Linked DNA regions of Homo sapiens: all the other regions are linked to region 3. The links are chromatin loops, found by intact Hi-C in ENCODE. Cell type or tissue: Caco-2. All regions are shown on one strand. Each heading gives the region's core, and the rest is flanking DNA. Links, peaks and the distances in the headings are about the cores only.

Region 1 (7,855 bases), core at 1,414-6,413, 480 kb after region 3:
TCTCAGACAGCAGAGGTTTTGATGGGCTAACCGAGGCTTATGTGGATTACAAAGATGTCCTCTGGAAGGAAAATTTACTTTGAGACAGTCCATTCCACTTTTTGAGATGGAAAAACAATTTTTCTTAGAAATGTAGTGTTACTGATAAATACCAGAAGTCAGTTCCTATCTCTGAGTTAATCACAGCAACTACAAGACTGAATGCTCACCCATCTTTTACTGTTCCACAGGCATAAAATGGGAGAGCAGAATGCAGTTCAGCAGAAAACAGGAGAGTGCAGGTGCTGAGGCCACATCAGCTGAGTGAGAATTCCACCTCCTTCCTCTCCTAGGTGTGTGACCTTCACAATGTGCTTGGCCTCTCTGTACCTCAGTTTCCTCATCTGGAAAATAGAAATAATGATATATAGTGTCTATTTTCAGAGCTGGAGTGAGAACTGAATATGTTAATATATGTAATGTAGGAAGAGTACCTGCTGCTGATAAACTAAATATTAGCTAATATAATACTTGTTATCATATGCCACGTTTTTAGCCAATTATATTTAATTTAGAGCACAAAGTCTGATATCTTTGAGGATGTCCAGATGTGATTCATGTATCTATCTTTAATATTATTGAAGTAACATTAAATTGACTTCAGATTTTTATCTAAGTCAAATAGTCAAATATTGATTTATATTTGCTTAATAGACAGAAAATAAATCTCAGAGTCAAATAGTTCAGGAGTTAAATCACAGCTCTTCCATTTTAACATTTCAGTAAACAAATAATTATCTTAATTGTGTCTTACATTCCTAGCTACAGAATGGAACAATAATACTTATCCATAGCTAATATGTATTGAGCACTACTACATATCAGGCACTGATTTAAGCCCTTTGGATGTCATAATTTATTTAATCTTCAAAAACACTCTGTGAAAGAATAAGTCCATTGCTCAAGCTGTTACAGTTAATAAATAGCTGAACTGAGATTGAAATCCCAGCAGGATTCCAGATCCCAAACTCTCAATGTATAATGTATTCATTCATTCCACAAATATTTATTTTTTGCCTTACATGTGTCTAGGTGGTGAGGATATAGCATTGCATAAAAGGGAGAAAATAAAAAAATGTCTTCTGACAAATTTAACTCACTAAGGTGACATGTGAGTTAATATACAGTGCAGCATCGTCCATTAGAAATATAATGCAAGCCACAGATCTAAGCCACATATGTAACTTCAAATTTTTAGTGGCCATATTCTAAAAAAATAAAAAGAACCAGGTAAAATTAATTTTAATAATATATTTATATAACCCAAAATATTATCACTTCCACAAGAAGCCAATATGAAAAAATATTAATGAGGTCATTCTATTTTATAGATATTAAATTTTCAAAACCCAGCGTGTATTTAACACAGCACAGTTTAATTCACACTGGCCACATTTTAAGTGCTCAACAGCACATGTGGCTAGTGGCTACAGTCTGGCACAGGGCAAACTTACAGGATAAGAATGAGTCCACGAGAGGAGCTCAGTGCAAAGACTAGGAGTGGAGAAAGGGCTCTGCATGCCAAAGTGACTGGAACAGAGTAAAGAAGAAGGAGAGTGGTCAAGATGAGGTTTAACAGGGAGGTAGGGGCCCGATCAGGCAGGATATTGTAGGTCATGATTTAGGCAATTCATCTGGGAAAAAGCAGGGATTTCTTTGCCCTTTTGTTCTAAAGCACAACTCCCTTTATCTTTCAAAATCTGAGACCTGAATCCAGTGAGTGTATAATGAATGACTAAATGACCTGCAAACTTTGTTAGCAAAAAGTTGTTTGTGTTAATGATCTTTGCATTGTGTCTCATTTACTTTATCAAAGCAAACTAATGCCTCAAGTCACCTGAGACATCAGTGGCTGAAATACTAACTTCCAACACAGTGTTCAATGTGGGAGCCAATCGAATTTCATCTCTGCAAATAGCATACATGCATAATCAGTTTGGAGAGTTGATATGAAATGAGGCATTTTCATCCAGAGTTGGTTTAGTTCATTAAGGTTGGCTTTGATTTAAATTCCAAGTGATGCTTACCCTCAAAACAGTTAATTCAAGCTCATACTTACTGATAGAAATAAAAAAGAAAAACAACAGTTAAAACAGAATGAAATTATGTGATTCCAAATGTTTTATCCCTTCTCTTCAGTAACCTTAGAATTCAACAGGTGTGTGGCATAGCATCATACAAAGAATGAATATTTGCCGGTCCAAGAATGGTATGATTCCTGTATTTTTTTTTTTCAGATTTAGACAGCACATTCAAAGGTGACTCTGAAATGTTGTAATCTGAAGAACCTGGAAGCACTTGAATCTGCAAAACCTTCTATATCTAACAATAAGCCTTAACAAATTGCTACACATAATTACAGGGACTTCTCCCTAGGTAGCATTCATTATAAGCTGTAAATTTTTAAAAAGATTTAACACTTGTTTTTACACCTTGTTAAAATGTTGTGTCCTTCGCAGTCTACTACTAAGACAATCTTACATTATAAATTTGGAAATACTTCAACATGAAAAAATTATTTTTATATTTTTATCTTGATAGGTAAGTTGAATGATGTTGAGTTATATACCAATAACATTCAAGGAACTATTCGCAAGGAACTAATCTCAATGCTGTTTTCTGGATTTTCCTGCTTTAACAAAAGCCTGCCTTCTTGCTCCATTCCTATTACACAGAACAGCAGTCTTCGTATGAAATTAACAGAAGTGTGTAAGTTCAGGTCACTACTAAGTAAGCGGAACTATTGGAAATCTAGTTTCTACAAATTGAAAATCTCTGTTTCTTATCCTTATCCTTGCAACGTCAAAGGTTGTTTCATCTGTTCCCTCCCTCAGTTAATGTATATCTATCCAACTTTTTATTTAAGACACTAAGATGATCACTGTAGAGGGGTAGGGAAAACAAACAAACAACAACAACAACAAAAATAAGCACATTTGAAAAAACATAAGCGACTCCTAATTAAGAATGTTGCATACATGATTATAACACAATTTAGAATGGGATGTGCCAAATGCCCCTGAAAGATATATACAAAGCAATATGATAATTTAGATAAAGAAGGAATTCCTGGTGAGATTCAGAGATATAGTTATTGAGGATGGTTCTCAAAAATGTGTAGAATTTCAATAGAAAGATTTTTGAGTGAGTAGGCATTTGAGAGAAGGAATCTGTTCAACAGAATGATCACTTTATTTTGTTTTTAAATTGAAGTCTCAATAAAAGGACAAGAGTGAGAGACAAGCAGGCTGGGATCTGGTTCAAGTAAATCCTGAATGGTAGGCTGAATATAAACCTCATTCCATGGAGATTAGGAAGCCTGTGAAAATGTTTCAGCACAGGAAACATTTTTCTTTAGATTTTTTTTTTTTTAGTAGAAAAACACTTAGGATTTATTGTAAGAGAAATGGACAGAAAACAGACAGACCAATTGCAAAGTAATTGAAAGTCCAGTGGTAAAATTGCAGGGGTTGAGGCCTCCAATCTTTGTGACATTGTGAAATTTTATTCTCAAAGCCTAGATCTTTGAGACACGGTAGGGGAAAATGATGATGATGACACAAGTTTCTAATCTGGCCAACGTAAAAAATAGAAAAGTGAGTGAGCTGCTGGTTTGTGGGGAAGACGATGTGGTTGGGACCAATAAAATCTGGCTATCTATTATCCTCCTTAGATTGTGGAACTGAAAGACAAGCTGTAGTGAGAAAAGAGGCCAGGAGGAGGCGTAGAGACAGATATTCTGGAGATAAGACAGACAGATGACAAAGATTCATGACATTCAGACTGTTCCTCTCTAGATAAGACCAGGCCTCTTCTAACAAAATCCCAGGCAAGCCAACTGCAGATTGTAGCTATTGGTTTTCTTCCTCCCCTTATTAGAGAATGAAATCTTAGTTGCATTGTTTCATTAAAAAATATATGTATAAACTGTTGGATGTGGGAGACAAGGGTGTTGAAATGCCTGACCTCACTTTTCTTTTAAGAAAAGGGTTTTCTTTTGTAACTAGTTTTTTTGTGTGTGTGTCTAGAAGGATGTTTTGTGTGTTCATCCACAGAATGGGTAGTGAACCTACTCCAGAAGAGTGAAAGACCCTAACTTTCTAAAAGAGATTTTTGAGATTATCTTACAGTTTTATCTACCTATGTCAAAAAATTACTTTCGGCCACCTTTCCTTGGTCTAAGACCTAACCATTCTTCCAAGTTGTTGTAGTCTGTTCTTCATTCTCCTTTAGCAATGGATTTACAGCCACTATTAACGTTTATCTATTGATATGTAAGTCTCTCTACTAGATTCTAGTATCTTTGCGAACATAGACTGTTACTCATTTTACCAATCTGCAAGTACTTTGCAAAAAGAGGTTGATAAATGATTAGGGAATGAATGCATGTGTAACAACCTGGTTTACTGAGAACATCCTATATGCCAGGGATGTTCTTAGTACTTTGCGCTTGCCACCTCATTAATCTTTGCCATAAACCTATAAGATCGGGACTGTTACGTTGCCTAAAGCAAGGTGAGGGTTAGTACTGGTTATATAAGTAGCAGAGGTAGAATGTGAACCTAGGAAGCCTGGCACCATAGCCTGTGATCTTAGTGACTATGTATATTGTATATTGCTGGTACTGTAGTTCATGTCCTGATTTGCTTGCCACATATAGGGGAGGAGAAAGGGGCAAAATGAAATTTGGAGCAATGACTTTGAAATCATGAGTATATGATTTCATACAAGTCATAAATTAATTTCTCAGTTTCCTCATATAAAAATGGATTAATAGAAGTATTTATTCATGAAATCCTTGTGTCAAATAAATGAGACAATGCACATAAAAATGCACATAATAAAAACAAATCTTCATGATAATGCAAAGTATGCCTAAAGTGTTTAACTCACATCTTCTCCTTTGAGATCACAATACCACATTCCATCTGGGAGTGAGATCTTAGCATCTACCCTTCTGCATTTGATGCTATACAACATTATTTTTCCCAAGAGCAATGATTTCTCATCAGTATGACGCTATCCAATAACAGTCGTAAAAATATAGAAAGTAGCATTCATGTCCATTAGTAAGAATGATCGACAGGCCAAAAAATTAAGGGCCTTATTATTTTGTAACTAAAAATGAATCTCTCTCAAATGTTAAGTTGGAGGCATTTCTTATTTTCTTATTAGGGGGTGATAATTAAGCTAATAATAGCATACTTTACTCTGTGTGGTGGCACACTGATGCATTTTTCTTTTTAACCAACCTACCGTGTTATATGTAGTTACAGCACTCGGAGTACATAGTTAAGCAAACACATGGGTAGCAAAGAAAGGTCATTATTAAGAGATTGTTTTATTTATTTAAAAAAGTATTTTTCTTTGAAATTTTTCTAACAAAATGGTATTCAATCTAGAAATTACAGTAAGAAACAAAAGATGCTAACTCTAATGAAGGAGAAGTGACAAAAGAGGTTGGAGAAGAAATACATGCTTTAACGCTCCTATTCTCCAGATAAAATAAGGCACCTGATACTAACACATGAGTCCCTGCCAAGAGAAAATAATCATTGTATTGTAGTGGCTCTTTGTGCACAGAATTTAAGGACAGGGCCTACTCTTATCCTTGAGGGAAAAAAGTAAGTATCTGATTTAAAATATCCACTAATGTGCTTACAAGAAATAATGCATAACCCATTAGCAAGCCTTTGCATAGCAAATTAATAATTTGAGATTCGGAATTTACCTGAAGGTCTCAGATTTATACTAGTTTAACTTTTTCTTCACTTCTTTTGAATTATGGACATGGGAACAATTTTTCATACTATTTGGTGAGCCTGTTACTTTTAGCAATAGCACTTGCAGTGTATGTCTTGAATTTGAATGTGTATATATGAAAGCTACAACCAAATGGCCTATGAGATATTATTAGTTTCTTTACACAAAATCTGCTAGAATATGATATTTTAAAATTTTACAGTATAAAGTAAAAACTTTCAAAATATTAATTGAATCTCAATAGGAAGCGATGTAGCATATAAGAAGTCCAGTTTACTGCTTTGAATTGTTCTCTTAATAAATCTCACTATGCTAGAATGATGACTCTCATATTTTGCCTGCATTAAAATCATTTTAGAAGGTAATTGGTTTAGCTTGTTGTAATACTACCTGATAATATTTCTTTTGCTTTTCAAGCAAAGAATAAGGTATCATTAAATTATTGGTGCATGGGGAAGTAATGTATTACAAATGTTAGTGAGTACAGAATATAAAATGGACTTGAGAAAAATAAATACGCTTCATTCAGGAGACTTACTGCAGGTTTCGTTGGATTATTTAAACTCATTCAGATAGGTTTCTATTTGATGGGCAAGAATTGCTTGGTAACCCATTCTCTTTATTTTTCTTATATGAAGTTTACTAATTGAAAAATATATAGAAAATACATTAAAAGCATTAGAAGGTGTATTTTGGAAAATTCACCTAATCCTACTTTAGAATTAAAATGAGATGTGCTATTGTTTTGAACATTTAAAAAAATAAGGTATATCAAAGTTTAATTTTTGTTGTTGAACCTGAAATTAGAGAAATAAAATGATTAGGTTTACATAACTTTAATGCATTTTTTTAAAATTAGAATGTCCACAACCATAAAATGAAACAATTTTTTCAAATAGACTGTCCTAAGTGATATATCGGTATATAATAAATATAAGATATAATGTAATAAATAAAATAAAATAAGTATGTGATAAATATGTAAACGTGTGTGTAACTATACTTTCTACGGATGATTTTTAATAAGTTAAAACATAATACTATTTTACTAAATTGAGAATATTTTAATTCAGTAGATATATCAAATTAGCTGAATGTTTTCCTTCCACAGAAATTTTTTTAAAAAATCAATAGCCCATTGTTTTTTTCCAGACTGAGGCGAACTGAACGAATTAACTAAGTCTGAGGGAGTGGGTAGTTCGTAAAGTCATAGCCCAAGAGTCTAAAGTTTCCCTAGCATCCAGCTTACTCTTGTGTGTACAATTATATACATCATTTTAACAAATTTAGCAAGTGCTGCTCACTGACTTAGCCTGATATTTCACCACAATACACAACTGTAGGTTGGAGGGCAGGTGCCTTGTGAACTGTGGACAGAGTCCCGATCAGCTGAGCACACACAGTATGTAAACATGTCAGAATAGATAATGGATACAGTGATAGATGCTTCTGTGGTGAGGAAAATCAAAGAAGCTGTCATTTAGCTTGACAAAAGAAAGGGATGGAAAGCAGGACCGACTGCCCTGAGCAAGGAAGACAGGTGGTCCAGCTGAAGAAGGGAGGGAGCAGTAATGATCTTGGAGGCAGTTAATGGCTGTCTGATCTATGGCATCCTTGTACATAAATATAAGCCATTTACCAGCTAAAAATGCTTGAGAAGGCAAAGGAATAGAAGTCACCATTATTTTTCCCCTTATCTTACATCGGTTATTTGGCAATTTGGATAAAATGAATATTTAATTTTGAGAGATTATGGAAGACTATCCTCTAACTACCAACATCTGCTATAAGAAAATAATTTTATGTACAAGTACTATACTCTGGTTGGTTAGTTGGTTGTCAAGCTGTAGAATTTATGAGCTGGGTTTAATGAAATTAAGTGGATGTTGTGATTGAAGAAACTAGACATCTTGTTACATGAAGAGTTAAGAGCTAATTTATTTGTTACAAATCTCACAGTCAATGCCTCAATCAATTGGGGAAAATGTCCAAAAAGCTGAAACATAAACATGTGAAATACATCCATGGTATGGTAAGCTTTAAGGGAGTTGAC
Region 2 (7,855 bases), core at 1,414-6,413, 360 kb after region 3:
CTAAATTATAGTTCAGCATGACATAGTTCTATATATTAGTATCTGAGTGTGTGTATGTATGTATGAGGATGTGCCACTATGCATGTGCGTGTCATAGCTAGATACTATATAAATTGTAAGTCATTGACTCCCAGATTTATATCCTCATTCAAGGCTTCTCTTCTGACCTCTAAGCCAACTGCCATCCTAATATTTTTCTTTGGATATCTTAAAGGTCTCTCTACATAAAAACCCAAACCAAACACATTAAAGTACACATACACACCCCCAAACCTAAATGTTCATTCAAAGTTTGCTATCTTCATATTGGCATTTCCATGAAATCAGATAATAAGCCTGGATAACTGGTAGTTAGTTACCTGTAATACTCTTTGCTCCTACACATGTCACAGACAAAATCTTCTTACATTCTTCTCCCAGTGTACTTGTAATTTCGTTTCTTTGTGGTCAGTTTTCTTGTCTGTAAAATTGACATAAAACTAATATCTACTACGGGATTTTTTGTAGATTATATTAGTTAATATATTTAAAATATCAGAACAACGCCTAACCATTTTGTGCTGCAATAGCAGAATATCTGAAACTGGATAAATTAAAGTAAACAGAAATGTATTTCTCACATTTCTGGAGGCTGGCAAGTACAATATCCAGATGCCAGAATCTGTTGAGGGCCTTTTTGCTGCGTCTTAACATCTGAAGGTGTGTTGAAGGCTGAAGGCATCATCATATGGAAGAATGGCCAAGAGAGGTGAGAGAGAGAGCAAGAGTGGGAGATCCTACTCCCCTGATAATGGTGGTAGTCACTTCATGAGAGTGGAGACTTTATGACCTAACCACCTCTTAAAGGTGCCATCTCCAGATACTATCAATGGCAATTTTAAAATTTTAACATGAGTTTGGAGGGGACAATCATTCAAAATATAGCACATGCTAAATGTTTAATAAATATTTATTATTATTTTTGAAATAGTAATAATATTGTGCACCTTGATATTAGGGGAATGAGTGTAGATGTATGATTTTTATTTTAATTTGCTTCAATACTCACTTTGGGTGTGGTGAGATAATCAGATCCTGTATACATACTTTGATTTGTAGCTTGGAAATAAACAGAAAAATGAATCTAAACTTTAACTCATGCAACAAATATTTAGCAAGCACTTTTGATAGGCCAGGTACTCATTTCAGCATTAAATATAAGGTAGTGAATGTGAAAAGTACCTATGCTAATAGAAATTTAAAATTCTAGTCTGATTCCTCATCAATGAAATAAAATGATTAGATTGGATTGGATTGGCAATAGGAGATATCTAGTTCCTTATCACTATAGGAATATGTGAGACTATGGTTACGTGAAGTGTTATGCTGTAATATGAGTAGGAAGACTCAAAACTAGAACATATGGCCACAATTTGACATGCAGTAGAGGGCCAAAACAAATTTTTAATTGGTGCAAGAAGAGTTACACTTTAAGAAAGAAGTTTAACTGGGAAGCATTCTGTTGGACAAATTGAATTTGGGATTTTTACAGATAGAAATATCACTCACCCAAGGATAGGAAATGGTGATCACTGGTGTGGCTAGAAAAGGCGAGAACCTTTAACACTCTTGGAAACTATACAGAGATGTAATTCATGGTATAACATGTGGCTGAAACAGGCAACCCTTCTAGATCTGGGCTTGATTTAGTTTTCTTTTTTTTTTAAAGTCTGTGTGGATATTTGCGTATATAAATAGGAAGATGTGTATTATTAAACAACTTTCATGTTAGGTGCTCAAGAAGAAGGTGGCATGGAATCATGAGAATTAAGCATGAAATCATCTTTTTTATTCCTTCACCCAGGACCAGGTGGGGAGGCAAGAAACACCATCTATACTAGGACATAAATTGTACCTGGAAGCTAGCTCACCATGCATTGGGCTTAGTGTGTACCAAGTTACTATACATGGTCCCCTAGGAAACACCTGACCTTCCTGCACTATATTTTCTTGGAAAGACTGCCCAGGTTACAACACCAGTCCTATGGAAGCAACCACAGTATTGCAGCCAGGGTGGAAGACTCTTGTCTGACAGAGGCTGCTTTCCTGAGATCTTTTGGACTAAGAAACTATCCCTGGGCCAGGCACAGTCGCTCACCCCTCTAATCCCAACACTTTGGGAAGCTGAGGTGGGAGGATCACTTGAGGCCAGGAGTTCAAGACCAACCTGGGCAACATAGCAAGACCCTGTCACTACAAAAAGCAAATTAAAATTAGCCACACATGGAGGTGCATGTCTGTAGTCCCAGCTACTAGCGAGGCAGAGATGGGAGGATACTTGAGTCCAGGAGTTTAAGGCTACAGTGAGCCATGATCACGCCACTGCACTCCAGCTTGGGTGACAGAGACCTCTCTCTCTCTCTCTCTCTCTCTGTCTCGCTCTCTCTCTCTCTCTCTGTCTCTGTCTCTCTCTCTCTATATATATTTATATTTATGTATGTGTATTTACATATATAAGATAGACATATATATATATAGAAAAAGAAAGAAAATTAAACAAAAGAAAAGCAAACTGTCCCTGAGGGGCTTAAAGCAATCAATAAGGAGAAGATTCTGAAGAGATAGACTAGAACCTCAGAATCACTTGATTTGAATGAAAGGAAAGTGACTTAATTCTTTATCTTATGCTGATAAGTGGGACATACTGATTAAATTAGAATGGAGGTCTAATAGTGATAATATAAAATTCTATGGGATCATAGTTTCAAGCAATAGCAGTATTAAGGTGATGTTGATAAAATTTTTGGAGTGGTAATTCACTCTTTATGGAGTAAGAACTACCACATATTTTAACAGCTAATTTATTTTATGTTTTAGGGATATGGGTTTTGTCAATTTTTGTCATCATATCCAGTGTGCCTTTTCAAATACTGCACCATTTATTTAGAATTTTGTCAAATCTCCCCACTGATCTTCCTGGCAAAAGCCCGTTCGTCTTTGAAATCTGGCTCAGGTGTGACCTCTTTCGGGAGTCTTTCACAAATTATGCCAGAAAGAATTAAGTCCTCTTTCTTCTTTATTACTTTGATAAATAATGTGCTTTTTATCATTGCACTTGCTGCACTGTATTTTATTTTTCCTGTGAGTTTAAGCTTCTCAGTTATGTTCATGTCAGAATCTTTACTGCCAATCATACTGCTCATAGAAGGTGTCTGATAAGTATTTAATGAATGAATAAAAATTCAACAAAAATATATTGATCATCACTTATATGCCAGCTATATAATATCAGCACTGTAGCTACAATAGTGACTAAAAGAGTTATGATCTTTGTCTCCATAGAACTTGTAGTCTCTTGAGCTGTTAGACAAATAAAATGGCAATTACAACCTGTTATGATAAGCATATATCTAATTTATATCTGTGGAAGCACATAAGATGAGTGTGTCTCCTGTGTCTAAATATTTGAAATTATATGTTTCTATCTTAAAAGTAATGATACATTCAGAAAGCAATTAATATTAAAGTTAAAGAGAAAAATGGCTAGGACTGTAAAATCTGAATATTAAGCTTTATTTTTGAGTGTGTTATTTGTTTATAACATTAAAGAATCTTTTGAATCCAAGTAAATAAAAATATGTCTTTTTCCATGTGAACTGGACTAATAATTCTTGGGCAATGTAAGACTCACAGAAGCAAGATGCGATAGCTTATCATATAAACTCAAGATGTAACTTAATGTTGTTCAGACATGGTTATTTAGTAATTTTTAAGGACTTTAGGGAAAAATGCAGTTTTTAGGAATGCATTTTTAATTTAAACACTTTAGGAATATAGCAAAGCTCTCTGGGCATATAATGTGACAGTCAGGAGACTTCTACCACAGCCTTTCTTCCCAAAAAAGTACCAAGAAATTGTACCCCACTGCACCTTAGTTTTCTTATTTCCTTAAATACTTTTGGCATAACCAATTCTATAAGCTGTAGCATAGAGAAATATTTATTTATTAGTCCATCAATAATTATATATACATTTTAAATTAGGTATATGTAATAAGGATATCTGTGTGCGTGTGTCTTATATACTTCAGCACTTTTTGCTACGGGTGCATATAGAATACGAATAGAATTCTTTTTAGTCAAAATTACATGAGAACACTTCTTAAGAGCAGCAATGGACATGTTGATTATTATTTTTAACTTAGTCTGCTCGATACATTTATATATATATATGTATATATGCATAGTCTGCTTAATGTGTTATACATCATGACTTGCAAATAGAAATGAAGCTATGAATTGCTACTCTTGGCCAGTGGTGTTTATCAGGAGGTTTTTCAGAGGTAAAAACAATGTGACTTAACATATACATGTTTGCATCATTTCAGAATAAGTTCTCTGAATTTGCATAGCCAAATTTTAATCATGATTATTGCTATCTCTAAGTGTTTTTTCTCACATTTGGAGTATATTCAAGATTATATTCAAAATTAGATGATGCCTTATATTATAAATATAAAAAAGAAAAGCAATATGACAGGTTGGTGTTTTGATTCTAAATGATACAGCATAATACAATGAAATATGTTAACAGAAAAAAATTCTGAAAAATTAAAGGATTTCAGCTTCTCAAGATTATCTTATTTGTTGTTTCAATTTAACGTGCATCTTGTACAGGTGTGCTGACATGAATTCTGATTACTTTGTTGACTAAAAAAGGAAATATCCAATTTAGATGAACAGTTTCCTGTTAAAAAGGTGAATGTAGAGTATCAGATTGCACATAACACAATCCCATAAGTAACTTACTGTTTTGTCTTCTCTTTTATTGTTTCATATAACAACTTATTGATAAAATGTAAATGAAATAATAGAGTACCTGTTGCTATTATATTATTTAGAAAATATTAAGCTCTTTTCACTGACAGAGACCACTGAAGTACCTGAATTGTGGCCATAAAGAAATGTGGCTGATTTTTTTTCACCTTTAAAAAACATTCTATATATATAACGAGTATAAATACAGGCTTCTTATATGCATGTAGTGTGTAGTGGTGAAGTTGAGGCTTTTAGCACACCCATCACCCAAACAGTGAACACTGTACCCAATAGATAGTTTTTCAACCCTCATCCGCTTCCCAGACTCCCAAGTATTGTCTCTAATGCCTATTGTACCACTCTGTATATCCATGTGTACCTATTATTTAGTTCCCACTTATAAGCCAGAAAATGTGGTATTTGACTTTCTGTTTCTAAGTTATTTCAATCAGGATAATGACCTCCACTTCCAACCATGTTGCTGCAAAGGATATGATTTCATTCTTTGTTATGGCTGAGTAGTATTCCAAGGTGTGTGTGTATATACATGTATATACACACACACAAACACATGAAACATTTTCCTTATACAGTTCTCTGTTAGTGGACATTTAGGTTTATTCCATATATTTGGTATCGTGAATAGAGCTGTGATAAAATATGAGTGCAAGTATCTTTTTGATATAATGATTTATTTCCTTTTGGGTATATACCCAGTAGTGGCAAAGGTGGATTGAATGGTAGTTCTATTTTTAGCTATGCGAGAAATTTCCATACTGTTTTCCATAAAGGTTGAACTAATTTACATTCCCACCAACAGTGAATAAGTATTCCCTTTTTTCCACATCCTTGCCAACATCTTGTTTTTGGCCTTTTAATAAAAGCCATTCTGAGTGGTATAAAATGTTATCTTGTTGTTTTAATTAGCATTTCTCTGATTATTAGTGATGTTGACCATTTTTATTCATGTTTGTTGGATACTTGCATGTCTTCTTTTGAAAAATGTCTGTTCATGTCCTTTGGCATTTTTTTTAAATAAGTTTTTTTTTTTTCTTGTTGAGCTGCTTGAGTTTCTTATAGATTCTGGATATTGGTCATTTATCTGATGTATAGTTTGCAAATATTTTTTCCCGTTTTGTAGGTTTCCTGTTTACTATGTCGTTAGTGTCCTTTGCTGCACAGAAGCTTTTTGGTTTAATTAAGTCCCATTTGCTTATTTTTGTTTTTGTTACATTTGCTGTTGAAGACTTGGTCATAAATTCTTTGCCCAGGCCAATATCCAGAAGGGTTTTCCCTAGGTTTTCTTCCAGGAATTTTATAGTTTCAGGTGTTATGTTTAGATCTTTAATCCATTTTGAGTTAATTTTTGTGTATAGTGAGAGGTATGGGTCCAGTTGTTTCATTCTTCTGCATATGGCTAATTTTCCCAGCACCGTTTATTGAATAGGGTATCTTTTCTCCAGTTTGTATTTTTGTTGACTTTGTCAAACATCATTTGGTTGTAGGTACATGACTTTATTTCTGGTTCTCTATTCTGTTCCATTAATCTATTGCCTATTTCTATACCAGTACCATACTGTTTTGGTTACTCTAACCTAGTAGTATAATTTGAAGTTGCGGAATGTGATGCCTCCAACTTTGTTCTTCTTGCTTAGATTGCTTTGGCTATTTCACTTCTTCTTTTAGTTCCATATAAATTTTAGAATTGTTTTTTCTAATTCTGTGAAAAATGATGTTGGTAATATCATAAGGATTGTATTAAACCTGTAGATAGTTTTGGGCAGTATGGTTATTTAAACAATATTGATTCTTCCAGTTCATGAGCATAGAATGTATTTCCATTTGTTTATGTGATCTATGATTTCTTTCATTAATGTTTGTAGTTATCCTTATAGAGAGAACTTTCACCTTCTTGGTTAAATATATTTCCAGATATTTTTGTAGCTACTGTAAATGGTATTGTCTTATTGATTTCATCCTCAGCAAGCTGATGATTGGTATGTAGAAATGGTATTGATTTCTGTACATTAATTTTGTATCTTGAAATTTTGCTCAATTAATTTATTGAATCTAAGAAGTTTTTATGTGTGTGAAGTCTTTAGGGTTTTCTAGATATAAGATTATATCATCAGTAAACAGGGATAATCTGATTTCCTTTTTTCTATTTTGTATGCTTTTTATTTTTTCTCTTGTATGATTGCCCTGACAAGAATTTCCAGTAATAGGTTGAATAAAAGTGAAGAAAGTGAGCATCTCTGTCTTGTTGCAGTTCTTAGAGGGAATGTTTCCAATATAATGTTGGCTATGGGCTTGTTGAATATTGCTTTTATCATGCTAAGGAGTGTTCCTTCTATGCTAGTTTGTTGAGAATTTTTATCATGAAAGGATGCTGGATTTTATCAAATGCTTTCTTTGGGTCTATTGATTTGATCGTATGGACTTTGTCCTTGATTCTGTTTATATGATGTATCACATTTATTGATTTGCATATGTTAAACCATCCTTGCATACCTGGGATAAATTGCACCTGATCATGGGGTATTATCTTTTTGATGAGCTGCTGGATTTGATGTCCTAGTATTTTGTTTAGGATTTTTTGCATGTAATTTCATCAGGGATATTGTTCTGTAGTTTTGTTTCTTTGCTGTGTCCTTTCTGATTTTGATATTAGGGTGATATTGTTCTCAGATAATGTGTTAGGGAGAATGCCTTCATCAATTTTTTGGAATTGTTTCAGGAAGATTGGTGTTAGTTCTTTGTATGTTTGGTAGAATTTGACTGTTCTGGGCCAGAAAGTCCACCTGGTCCTGGGCTTTTTTTTTTTTTTTTTTTTTTTTTTTTTTGAGAGAGAGAGATTTTTTATTTCTGATTCACTCTCGTTCTTCATTATTGGTCTACTCAGGAATTTTATTTTTTTCTGGCTCAATCTCAGGAAGTTTTCAGTTTCCAGGAATTTATCATTTTCCTCTCGATTTTCTAGCTTGTGAGCTTACGGTTGTTCATAATAGTTTCTGATGATCTGTTGCATTTCTGTAGTATTAGTTGTACTGTCTCCTTTT
Region 3 (7,855 bases), core at 1,202-6,201:
CCAGCCTAAGATACTTATCTCTCTCTCAAAGCATAGTGCTGAGCACATATAAAATTCAATGAAGATTTATTAGTACAGGGATTTTTGATATAAGTAGAATCACAATTTAATAAAATCTTAGTTGTGAAGGTACTGAAATATAATATATTCAGAGGTTCTCCATAGCATTATATATACTTTCTTAAATGTAAATTTAAATTCCTGGATATCTTGAAATCTCACTTGGCATAGGAAATAATGGACTGGGTAAAATTAATAATATTTATAAAAATATTTGACATACAGTTTGGGACCAAGCAGTGTAGTATCAAGGCAATTGCTTGTTATTTTTATACCACAATTGAACAGCACATTGGGAGACCCTGCATTTAACCTCACATGATAAGATCTTGAGAGAAGCTTTTTCTCTTGACCTGAAAATAGTGACAAGAACACAAAGATGAAAGTAAACAAGTGTTATGTGATTTTAGGGACCTTTCATTTCACTCCAAAGCTTAGATAAAGATTCAAGGAAATTGGTGATCTGGGTACAAGAGAGAAGAGTTTTGAGTATGAATTGGCCAATCCAGTTTTTCCACTCTCAAAGACTGGAGTGCCATACTAGGCCTGTTGAGTCTCAATCCCTTCCTCAAACTTCTGCCCTGCCATGTATCACAGGGGAGCTGAACTCTTCAGGTGTATTTTAGGTTGTATTTGGGTGAAATTACACAACTTAAATTATTTCACCTAAATACAACCTAAAATACACCTGAAGAGTTTGCCCCGCCCCGCCCCCCACGTGATATGTGGCAGGGTGTATTTTAGGTATATTTTAGTATTTCAGGTTGTCCAAGTCAGTTGGCTTCCTGTTGCTCTGGGCCAAGTGTGGAGACATTATTGGGACAGCAGAGCACACAAAAGGAAGGGTATTTCTACCACTCTCACTATGCCTCAGATGATGGTAACTCCATCCTCTCTGCAGCCCCAGTTCCCATCCCCACCACTCAGGCCTACCTGTGGCCTAGCTTCCACCAAGTAGCCCTGGGCCCTGGACCCTGGACCTGTGGGTCCCTCCAGGTGAAGGTGGCAGTGGCTTTCTGCTGCCATCAATCCAAGGTTTCTTTTTTCTCTCTTGGATCATGATTAATACAACTAGGCAGATTTGGGCTAGCAGAAGGGAAGCTATAGAGGGACAATTGGGAGGAGAAAGGAGCCCAAAGTCCTCCACATGAAGTGCTTATGGGGTGAGAAGCCTCATACTCCTCCCTTATGAGATTGTGGGTGGCACTAAAAGAAGGGAATCAGTATCTTATTTCCCAACTGGCTATTTCCTTAATCAGACGCTGAGTCAGGGAGAAGCAGCCTGTGGAGAGAAACAAAGAAGGTGGTTGCCATGGAACAGAGAAGATTCTGGCTTTGGAGTGACAAGAATGTACAAATCTCCCAAAGGCTGCGTGGATATGGGGAAAAGTAGCTGAACCTGAGTCATCTTAGCAGTACTTCCACCTGAGTCCTATTTACAGGCTGTAGATACTCCAGTGGGAAGAGGTTAATGGGGGAAGCTGTAAAGGGGTAGGAAAGACTGGCTAGAGTTGGATTTACCATGTCAGGGAGACTCTTCAGGGCCTTCTGAACTTACCCAATATCCCCTGAGGTAAGCAGTATTTCGGCACAGAGAGGACATCTATTGGTAGCTGGTGTTTTCTAGATGAGCAGCAATACCCAACAGAAAATTCTGCAACAAAAAGAATTGGGTGAAGAGACTATTTTGTTTCTTCTCCTCTGATCCCACCTCAAGTCATTAAAGAAGCTAGATCTTGATGTGGAGAAAGAAGAGGTTTTGTGCAACCAGATTGGCTTCATGGTTTTGGAGTCGGGAGGAGGGGCAGGCCAGACCCCTTTGGGGCGCCTGTTTTACAAGCTGAGCTAGGTAAAATTACATGATTTATATGAACTATGACAATGATCAATTATCAATGGAATCTGCCTGAGATATCATTCAGGGGCAAGAAAGCAGAAGTTGACCAATCATATGATTAGAAAAAGAAAATTGCTTCTGATTAATATCCATTGAGTTCAAACCATTTAGTGAAACAGTTACCCTTAAACTATCAGCTCATCTAGAACAGAGTTTTGCAAACAACATTTTGTGGGCCAGTAAAACAGATTTTTAACACCTTGCATTTTTACCTCTCTGATCCCTTCTCAGAACCACCAGCAGATTTGACAACTGTTTTCCTCCTTACTCTGTCTCTTCCTTGACTATACAGTAGAAAATAGAGAATTCAATTTATTCAACTCTTTGTAATGTATGTGGTTATTTGAATCCTGTTGTATTCATACAGAACATGAGCTTTGTTCCTATATTTTCATATAATTGTTAATAAGTTATAAGAAGGTTTGAGGCTGTGGCATATAAACACAGCACATAAACATATATTTCTATATAACATAATCTTCCCACTTTTACTACATATTTTTACTAGACTGTTCTGGAAAAGCTATTTGTACATATTTCTTTGTGCACACAAGTTCCTCAGCTAACGGCTTTGCTCTGTTTTTATAGAACATGTTGTATATGGTTAAAAAATGTCTTTCACATAAGCCACATTTTTCCTGTTTTTGTTTACTTGTCTGTATTGCACCTCAATTAGCAAATCGTGCAGTCTTCTCTCCCTGTCATAATAACATAAACTATCTCCATTTTAGGCTGTTCGATGTAAAACAAAAATCCCCAAATTTCCACTAGATGGTGCTATGAGAATGCAAACTTCTTTGGTCAGGGTATATATAAAATCCTCAGTTATTGCAGCCTGTTATTTTGGCTTGTGAAACAGGTCTGCCCCCCACTAAATTAGATGCACAGGGATGATTTAATATTTAGTTAAGAGACGATGCAATATTTCCCACAAGTCTCTGAGGAGCCCAGGCAAAACAATGAAGAGGCATTTTTCGTCTAATCCTCATCCATACCACTTCTTCTTACCTGGCCTTTTTGGTATGCTACTCCATAGATACCTAGGAACAACCCCATAGTGGCAACATCTTTTGACCCCGGTCACTGCCACCGTCTATGGCTTCTTTACCCAGTCTTCCCTCCTTGGCTGGAGGGGGCTAATGGATTTATTACATTACTGACTGTCAGCAATTATTTTTTGACAATTTGTTCAGTGGTTTTCAAAGTGTGATTTCCCAGACCAGCAGTGTCATCTGGGAGGTTGTTACAATTGCAAATTCTCAGACTTCAGCTCGGACCTACTGAATTGGATGGGAGTGGAGACCAGCAATCTGCATTTTCACAAACCTCCCCGAGGTGATTCTAATGTGTAGGAAAGTTGAGAACCAGTGTGTTAAATACTTCCTGGGAACAAAACTGCCTTATCCTATTTGGATTAACCTCATTCCTGAAAGCCCTCAAAGAACAACTTTAAAGGTGGATAGGTGGGTGAAGAAATTTTTAAAGGTGTTGCCAGGTACAGTGGCTCACCCCTTTAATCCCAGCACTTTGGGAGGCTGAGTCAGGTGGATCACTTGAGCCCAGGAGTTCAAGACCAGCCTGGGCAGCATGCTGAAACCCTGTCTGTACAAAAACAAACAAACAAAAAATTAGCTGGGCGTGGTGGTGCACGGCTGTCCCAAGCTACTCAGAAGGCTGAGGTAGGAGAATCCGTTGGGCCCGGGAGGTTGAGGCTGCAGTGAGCCAAGATGGCGCCACTGCATTCCACCCTAGGCAACAGAGTGAGACCCTGTCTCAAAAAGGAAAAAAAAGTTTAAGGCGAGCATTTGTTCTACTTGGCCTACTCTGCTTTCCCTTTGGGTTGCTCTGCTCCCCTTGGGCTGCTTTGCTCTCCCTTTGGGTTCTGCCTGTCACTGAGGAGTCCTCACTGCAAAGGAATAGTGAAGCCTGTATCTAATGTGTAAATGTAGGAGAGTATGATTAGTAACTCACTTTTTTTTTTTTTTTTTTTTTAAAGAGATGCCCAGGAAGGCAGCCAGATGGCAGCATCGTTCCTACACTGTCTCTGCACTCCCAAAGGCAGTTTCTGGCCCTTTACTGTAGTCAAAGGAGATCGCGTAGCAGCGGTCGTTTATTGGCTAGGCTGTTTGTCTTTTTTCTCTACTGCAGCATGAGTCAGAACCCACAGAGAGAACCAGAGAGGAACAACCCGTTGATTAATGGGTCAGAGAGCTATGTAAGACTGTGATCTCCTATTGTCCCTGTTTCACGGAACAAATGTGGGGGATGCTACAAAGATTCAACACTAGGTAGACATCTAATGAAGCTGGGTTGCCATCAATCAGTTCAAACAGGTGTCTGGAATAGCTGTGTCTTCTGTCTTTTGATAAACACTGAGTACCTGCACATACAATTCCCTGGGAGCTTTTAAATCTCCTGATGCCCAGGCTGCACCCTAGACCAACCACATCAGAATCAGGAGAATGGTTTTAGGGCATCAGTACAGCTTTAAATCTTCCCAGGGGATACTAATGAGCATGAAGGGCTGGGAACCATGATATTAAAGACGTTGAGATGAAATTTGTGGCAAAGTTATTTCAATTGAGAAACCTGGGTTATTGTCTTATACCGTACTGTCAATTTCAACAGTGGAGTTTGTTGTTTTGGCCAGTTTTGATCTTGGCAAGTTTCGATATTCGAAATGGATTTTGTTGTATGACAGAAGGGGGCATCATCTCCTCTCCACCCCACACCACCTCCTTCTCTCTTTCCCCCTCCTCCTTCTCACTTGTTGTTCTGTTTTGTGTTTTGTTTTGTTTTGGAGGGGTGAAGACTGAAAATTTAAAACTGTGGCTACAAAATGGGCATATTACTGCTACTTAAAAGAAAAATTCTGACCAAAAATATATAGTCAATATTCTGAGTTTAAAATATTCTAAACTGTAAAAACCTTCTGTTTTTGCCTTCTGCCACATGTTCTTAGGTACCCTCAGGCTACAGTCCTTATTTTAAAGGATATGATAGTAAGAAAGTTACATCAGCCTTGATGAAAAGCTGTGAATTTAATCTTAGGAGCTCACACTGACTAGAGAGAATGAAAACATTCTATCATAATTGCTTGAAAAACTGTAGAACTACTCACTAGAGTTGGATATTGGTCTATAACCAAAACTCCTTTTGTATGGAACAAAGTGAGTTTCATGAAACTCTTTGTAAAAGATTTTCTTTATCCTGGAAAATCCTATATGTTTCCATGTAAAATTCTTAATAATAGGTAGAATGAAAGCTGGAGGGAAATATAATTGTGACATGTGAAGTATGAAATATACTTCAACTTAGTATAGAAGTATAGGCTTAATTCTTTGCACCAAGGGGCATCTAGAAACCATCTCCAGAAGCTTTCGGTGATACCTTATTAATCCTTCTCTAGGTGTACCACTTAGGAAATGTAAATGGTACTAAAAGAAATAATTTGTTAGGTCCTTAATCCCACAAAAGTTGATTAAGTCATTGTCTGTGAATAAAGACTAGGTGAGAAAATTGGGAGCTTTGGGAAAAGGGAGCCCAAGGAAAAAGTGGAACAGGCTGGAAAAAAAGGAAAGTGAATTAAAGAATAGGGAATCAGATTTCTTTTCCATTTTGACTTAAGGATATGTCAGGGCCAAAACTATAGAAATTTGAAATTGGTTCATTTAGAGGATCAATGCTCTTTTTTCAAGTGATTTTTTTCCTAAGTGATTCTTTTCCTAAGCAAGTCACACTGATTTTTTGGTTTCCAAACTCATTGACTTATGGGCAGTTTGGAGAATTAAAAAAAGGTATAGACTACTAAGGCGTCTTGTGTACCAGACAAAGGTTTCTTGGATTCTGAGGATTTATTTCATTACTATAGATATCTCTAAGGCAGCATGACCTATAAATAATTTAGGCAATCTCCTACATATGGAGAAATAATAATTAGGAAGGGGCAAACTTTTGAAATTACAGTTTAGATTTAGTTTAGATTTAAAATTGCACACACAGTCTCCCTAACAAACGTTAAGCACTTCTGTCTGTTGGAGATTAGCAAAGAGTTTGAGGAACTTATTTTACATTGGATCTAGTTTGTCCTTTAATTGGTAAACCTCAATTCCAATGGCACTACAGGTTGAGTACTCCTTATTTGAAATGCTTGGAAGAGGAGAATTGTTTTGGATTTTGTATTTTGAATACAGGCATACCTTGGAGATATTGCAGGTTCAGTTCCAGACCACTGCAATAAATCAAATACTGCAATAAAGCGAGTCACACTGATTTTTTGGTTTCTAAGCACATGTAAAAGTTATGTTTACACTATAATGTAGTCTATTAAGTGTACAATAGCATTTCTTTAAATGTACACATCTTAATTTAAAAATATTGTTAAGAAATGCTAACAGTCATCTGAAATTAGTGAGTTGTAATTCTTTTACTGGTAGAGTCTTGCCTGGATGTTGATGGCTGCTGACTGATCAGTGTGGTGGCTGCTGAAGGCTGGGGTGGCTGCAGCAATTTTAAAAAATGAGACGATAAGGTTTGCCACGTTGCTGGATTCTTCCTTTCACCAAAGATTTCTCTGTGGTATTTGATGTTCCTTGATAGCATTTTATCCACAGAAAAAACTTTTCAAAATTATAGCCATTCCTCTTAAACTCTGCCACTTCTTCATCAACTAAATTTACATAATATTCTAAATCCTCTGTTTTCATTTCACCAATGTTCACAGTATCTGCACTAAGAGTAAATACCATCCTAGCAAACCACTTTCTTTGTTCATCTATAAGAAACAATTCCCCATCTTTTAAAGTTTTTTCATTAGATTGTGGTAATTCAGTCATATATTTAGGCTCCACTTATAATTCTAGTTCTCTTGCTATTTCTGCCACGTGTGCACTTCCTCCACTAAAGACTTGAACCTCTCAAAGTCATCTGTGAGGATTGGAATCCACTTCTAAACTGTGAATGTTGATATTTTCACTTCTCCCATGAATCACAAATGTTCTTAATGACACTAGAATGGTGAATCCTTTCCAGAAAGTTTTCAGTTTGCTTTGCCCAGATCCTTCAGAGGAATCCACTATGTCAGCTTTAGTCTTACAAAAAATGTATTTCTTAAATAATAAGACTTGAAAGTTAAGATTATTCTTTGATTCATGGGCTACAGAATGAATGTTGTATTAGGCATGAAAACAACATTAATATCTTTGTACATCTCCATCAGAGCTTTTGGGTGACCAAGTGCATTGTCAATGAGCAGTAATACTTTGAAAGGAATCTTTTTTTCCTCTAAGCAGTAGCTCTTGACAGTAGCACTTAAATATTCAGGAAATCATGCCATAAACAGATGTGCTGTCATCCAGGCTTTATTGTTCCATTTGCAGAGCACAGGCAGAGTAGACTTAGCATAATCCTTAAGGGCCCTAGTATTTTCGGAATGGTAAAGGAGCATCGACTTCAACTTAAAGTCACTAGCTGCATTAGCATGTAATAAGAGAGTCAGCCTATTCTTTGTAACTTTGAAGCCAGGTATTGATTTCTCCTCTTTGTAATGAAAGTCCTAGATGGCATCTTCTTCCAATAGATGGCTGTTTCATCTGCATTGAAAATCTGTTGTTTAGTGTAGCCACTTTTATCAATAATCTTAGCTAGATCTTCTGGATAACTTGCTGCAGCTTCTACATCAGCACTTGCTGCTTCACCTTGCACTTTTATGTAATGAAGATTGTTTCTTTCCTTCAACCTCATGAACCAAACTCTCCTAGCTTCAAACTTTTTTTCTGTAGTTTTGTCACCTCTTTCAGCCTTTGTAGAATTGAAGAGAAATAGGGCCTTGCTGTGGATTAGGTTTCAGCTTAAGGGAATGTTGTGATTATTTTGATCTTCTATCCAGACCACAACTTT

What was found. A loop is a pair of places that touch in the nucleus more often than their neighbours do. Peaks named below come from ENCODE experiments on the same cell type or tissue, not always from the same donor. Only the 100,000 strongest peaks of a DNase experiment are listed, where the experiment ranks them.
Region 1: it touches region 3 in a loop (4-fold over the local background); 3 of 110 quality-filtered maps call a loop at or near these places.
Region 2: a loop joins it to region 3, with 13 times the contacts of the local background. A loop is called at or near these places in 3 of 110 quality-filtered maps.

The regions. Positions count from the first base shown.
Region 1 is chr2:180,600,525-180,608,379 of GRCh38, forward strand. No RefSeq gene overlaps it. Among named protein-coding and RNA genes, the nearest start is that of SCHLAP1, 88 kb to the right of the region's middle. RefSeq lists a silencer at 6,998-7,292. In Caco-2, for the core only: a CTCF peak has its summit at 3,773; no DNase peak of the experiment used is centred there.
Region 2 is chr2:180,483,122-180,490,976 of GRCh38, forward strand. No RefSeq gene overlaps it. Among named protein-coding and RNA genes, the nearest start is that of SCHLAP1, 210 kb to the right of the region's middle. In Caco-2, for the core only: no CTCF peak of the experiment used is centred there; no DNase peak of the experiment used is centred there.
Region 3 is chr2:180,121,715-180,129,569 of GRCh38, forward strand. EPCART (ERG-positive prostate cancer associated androgen responsive transcript) reads right to left here and starts at 3,480. Exons shown (of 4, transcript XR_923634.3): 1 at 2,966-3,480; 2 at 1,619-1,714. In Caco-2, for the core only: CTCF peaks have their summits at 2,769 (motif pointing right) and 4,030; a DNase peak (open chromatin) is centred at 4,027.